2 separate regions of the Homo sapiens genome follow, and region 2 is linked to region 1. Evidence: chromatin loops called from intact Hi-C (ENCODE). Cell type or tissue: mammary epithelial cell. All regions are shown on one strand.

Evidence for each region. Peaks named below come from ENCODE experiments on the same cell type or tissue, not always from the same donor. Only the 100,000 strongest peaks of a DNase experiment are listed, where the experiment ranks them.
Region 2: a loop joins it to region 1, with 5 times the contacts of the local background. A loop is called at or near these places in 10 of 110 quality-filtered maps.

Annotation. Positions count from the first base shown.
Region 1 is chr12:104,287,726-104,290,225 of GRCh38, reverse strand. TXNRD1 (thioredoxin reductase 1) reads right to left here. Exons shown (of 17, transcript NM_001093771.3): 4 at 1,186-1,295. Among named protein-coding and RNA genes, the nearest start is that of TXNRD1-AS1, 8.1 kb to the right of the region's middle. RefSeq lists a silencer at 1,318-1,447 and enhancers at 1,314-1,859, 1,860-2,407, 2,408-2,500. In mammary epithelial cell, a CTCF peak has its summit at 1,366; a DNase peak (open chromatin) is centred at 1,375; H3K4me3 peaks cover 2,464 bases; H3K27ac peaks cover 2,500 bases.
Region 2 is chr12:104,056,868-104,059,367 of GRCh38, reverse strand. It overlaps a transcript of GLT8D2 not described here. Among named protein-coding and RNA genes, the nearest start is that of HCFC2, 6.4 kb to the left of the region's middle. In mammary epithelial cell, a CTCF peak has its summit at 1,506 (motif pointing left); a DNase peak (open chromatin) is centred at 357; H3K27ac peaks cover 198 bases.

The sequences.
Region 1 (2,500 bases):
TAAAAGAAAAGGTAATAAATAAAAATTCAAATTATTAGTATTTTTCCTAAGGCTGCAACACATCTAAATATATTTTTACATTTAACGCAGGCGTTAGGTTTACTTCTAAGAAGGCAATGTTTTCATTTCTTAAAAATTACAGAGATATAAATGGATAAGGACAAAAATCACATGGATCGTGGTGATGGGACTACGGGAAGTTTTCTAACCTGGTAATCTACCACAGGTGAGATAGAACATCACCCAGGTGTCCTGTTCCCTTAAACATGCACCCAGCCGTGGATCATCTGAGGTCAGGAGTTTGAGACCAGCCTGGCCAGCATGGTGAAGCTGGGTGTAGTGGCGGGCACCTGTAATCTCAGCTACTCGGGAGGCTGAGGCAGGAGAATTGCTTGAACCCAGGAGGTGGAGGTTGCAGTGATACAAGATCACGCCACTGCACTCCAGTGCACTCTGGGTGACAGAGCAAGACTGTTTTTTTTTTTTAAATACATAAATAAAACATACATACACCCAGCCTCCAAGCATTTTTCTAACACTGTAGGCTATAAATCCCTCAGTGGCTATAACTCCTCAGTAGCATAGGTCTAAGGAAGGATTTCTACTGCGTTTGCTACCAGCCAAAGGGAAGACTTCTTCCTTTCCCTTCACCCAACTATTAACTCTGGGCTAAAAAGACACACCTGAAGGAAAACGAAGTCACCCCAAGAGCTTCCTGGTTGCTCTCCTCCAGACCCTGGGGTTTCCGGGTCCCCTACCCCTGAGAGAATTAAGAGGAAGATTACAGGGCCACCTTGATGACAAAGATAAGCATTTCCTGATCCCCTTTTCTCAGGACTTCCCTAAACAACTAACATTTAGCAGATTACATTGCTGCTAAAAAATGTTATTTACAACTGGGAGGGAAAGAGGAAGGGGAAATAGGAGAAAAAGGACATTTTTAAAAAGCTATTTTAAAAGATAAAAAGCGTTAGAAATTTCAAGTTTCCCGAGATGTGAAATTTGTCCAACGTCTCATCAACTTCGATTAACACATGCGCTAGCCCACGAGCGTTTTTCGTCATTTCCCAGCGCTGCGTCCCGTTTGGAGGGTCACATCCACGCTGGCTTTAAAAGGCAGGCTGTGACCACGCTGAGCTCAACGAGCTCATCCCCCGTTTAAAAAGATACGTTACTCTCTCCTACCTTCAAGGTTGGACCATGGCCGCCTATCTTTCTCTGTTTCACAAACACAACGGGCAGATCGGTTTCCGCGGCCAATTCCGAGAGCGTTCCTTCCAGGGCCCGACCGTCCTCTGTGTGGCACAAAAGCAGAGCGGAGCGTGTAAGGTGCTTCTCCCCCGCTAACAGGCGGGAACTGCGCCGGGGGCGGGGCTTCCGTCCCGGCCCCGCAGGCACCGCGTGCCCTCTGTTGACTCCCTTGCAAGTTAGCATGACTTGCTGCATTTCTGACAAAGGCTAGAACTCACAATCAAGCTTGGAGTCTGACCCCGGCAAATCCGCACACTGGCTGAAAACATGGCCTCAAGGCTAGCTGTAAACGTCAGAGTTCTAGTCAGGGTTAAATCATTGCACTACTCCGCTAAAATTAAACGTCCTACTTTCCCGGTAAATCCCGAATTCAGAAAAGCTTCAAAAAAGAAGCTTAATACACGTTTATCTCAACTTTCACAAAACACCTCCCAGTTTGATCTTGCTTTCAACTCTGCATCTATACTGAATGCCAAAATCCAACTTCCAACGTTTCCTTGACATTTGAAACCGTGGAGCAAAATTAAGAACACTCTGCCTACCTGGTGCATTCTTAAAAAGAATCCTGAAGCAATACACAACGCTACAGATGAAACTAGGCACTAATGGTAAAATTTCACAAAGGGGTGAACTCAGTGGAACATACAGATTCCACAGTTACACTGACATGAGGCCTATTCATTAGACATAAATCACGCCAACATTCAAAAGTATAGCTGCTTATTTGGGAGGCCGAGGCGGGTGGATCATGAGGTCAGGAGTTCAAGACCAGCCTGGCCAAGATGGTGAAACCCTGTCTCTACTAAAAATACAAAAATTAGTCGGGCGCGGTGGCAGGTGCCTGTAATCCCAGCTACTCAGGAGGCTGAGGCAGGAGAATCGCTTGAACCCAGGGGGCGAAGGTTGCAGTGAGCCCAGATCGTGCCACTGCACTCCAGCCTGGGCGACAGAATGAGACTCCGTCTCAAAAAACAAACAAACAAAAAAAACCAACAAAAAACAAAAAACAAAGTATAGCTGCTTAATTGTAATAATAGTAGCTAACATGTCTATACTGCTTCACATATATTTACATTTCAACTTCACAACCACTCTACAAGTAAGTATTACCAGGCCCAACTTACAGACAGGGAAACAGGTACAGAAAAGCTAAGAAACTTGTCCAAGCTCAAGGAGCTACTCAAAAGCAGCGGCAGGATTCAAACCCAGGCAATGTGGTCGACGCGTTTAATCACTGTCCTGTACTGCC
Region 2 (2,500 bases), 230 kb after region 1:
TAGAGCAGCTCCACTGGAAATTACATCCCATAGGGCAAGTAGATCTGTTCAGAAAGAGCTGGGATTTGGTGGATCAAAGTCCTGGAGGATCAAGAAAAGATGGATCCTGAAGTCCATGTATACCTACATGTATACCAGGGTTGAATAGATACATTAATTCTCTATTATAGATTATATAAATATTATGTATTCTATACATGTACAGGAATCCCTCTTTAGCCATGGTTTCACTTACCCACAGTCAATGCAGTCTGAGAATATTAAATGGAAAATTCCAGAAATAAGCAATTTGTAAGTTTTAAATTGTGTAACATCCTGAGTCACATGATGAAGTCTTGCGCTGTCCCGCTCTTACCTGCCTGGGATGTGAATCATCCTTTGTCCAGTGTTTCCACACTGTATGTGCCACCTGCCCATTCGTAATTGAGTAGCTGTCTTAGTTAGAGGTATATAGGATTTGGTGCTATCCGTGGTTTTAGGCATCTCTGGGGGTCTTTGAATGTATCCCCCTTGGGTAAGGGAGCATCTGTTGTGTTATAGAAAGCTCTATTGGACAGTGCTGCTCTAGACTTTTTAGGCATATGTTAGAGAAGGTACTTTCATCTCTCACTACTTCCTCTCCTCTCTGCCCACTCCTCCGTATCAAACACCCACCAGAGTCATTTACCTGGACTGTTTCATTTGGGGTTAAGATCAAGGGCTTTAAGACCCAATAGGTTGTAGCTACTTAACTAGTTGTATGGCCTTGGTCAAATTATTTATCCTCTTTGAACCTCAGATTCTTTGTCTATAAAATGGGAATAATAAGAGCATCTGCTTCTTAGGGTTAGTCAAAGGATTAAATGAGATAATATGGTTCCAAAGTGGCAGCAAGGAAGCAATCTGGCTTCACACCCCCCAATGGAAAACCCAAAACTAATATTCAACACTGAAATTATCACCAGCAATATCCGAGAACTCAAATATGAGGATGAGACATTTGCTGGGGCCACAGAGAAGTTTAAAAAACTCTGAGCAGATGGTAAGAGAATCAGACTTCCATATCTGTAATCCCCTCCCCACAATCTGCCAGGCACCAACTGCATGAAAATTTCCCCCAACTCACAGTCTGTACACTGTAAAAAGTGAGATCAAGGCATAGACAACCAGCTTCTCCACAATCTTGGGTTCCCTTGCAGGAGACTTGTCCCAGCCTCAACCACTAGAAGCATCAGCAGTCCCTAGAGGAGAAATATCCCTGAGAACAGCCAGAGACAAAGGGGAGAGGTGAGACTACCATCCCAGCTCTGGAAACTCTGCTGTGTAACTTGACAAAAAGAGATGGAGACACCAAATCATAGTGGCTGTTCAGCAGCACCACACTGTAGGAGGTTGGGTCCATAGGTCCCTTGGACACTGAACCCCTAGCTAGCCTTCCCAAACTACTGGGATATCCCCCATTAAGGATGAGGGGCACTGATTATTTATTAGAATGGAGGCAAACGTGGGTTTCAGCACCATCTAGTGCTGAAAATGGGGCAGTGACCTAGCAAGGGGGGAAAAAAAGAAAGAAAGAAATAGGTAAATGAAATAATACATGTAAAGTACAGGCAGTCTTCACTTTGCATGATAACACTGTTCTGTAAACATGATATGCAAGCCAACACCCTTCAAAGTGATCTCAATTATCAGTGGGAAAAATTACAATTGTTTTGTGATGTTTAAAAACTTTTGTCAAAATATTAAAAACTTTCTTACTGTTGGATATAAATATATAGAGAAATGAAAAAATTGTAAACCTAATATTTCTTTATTATGCCATAATTTAAAACAGAAATATTGAGAATTAATGTGTTTTGCTTTTTTTTTTTTGAGACAGGGTCTTTGTCACCTGAGCTGAAGTACAGTGGCATGATCACAGCTCACCACAACCTTGACCTCCCAGGCTAAAGCGATCCTCCCACCTCAGCCTTCTGAGTAGTTGGGACCATAGGTACATAACACCACACCTGGCTAACTTTTTTATTTTTTGTAGAGACGGGGTCTCCCTATGTTGCTCAGGCTGGTCTTGAACTCCTGAGCTCAAGCCTCAGCCTTCCAAAGTGCTGGGATTACAGGTGTGAGCCACCATGCCCAGCCTCCTTTCTAAGTTTTCCTTTGTGCTTTCAATGTTGTGAGATATCTTTCAGCATTCCTTTAATGTGAATTTTTTGCCCATGTCACTTTCTGGAACATCTTTATCCTTTTCCTTACAACTTCCTTCCTTATTTGTGTTCATAAGTTTACCTTTACTAAGTCTCTCTGGATGCCCATCTGGAGTTGAACAGTGGCAATGTCAACATTCCCATGGCCACCAATTTCTTCTGTAACTCCAGTGATCTTTGATTTGAACTTCACTGCCACAATAATCACTTTTTGTTTCTTTGCTTCACTTTTATCTTTATTGGCAAATTCTATCGTCCATTTTTTACAATGTTACTTGGAGATAAAGAGGCAACACAACTACATGCTTTGCTGTCTG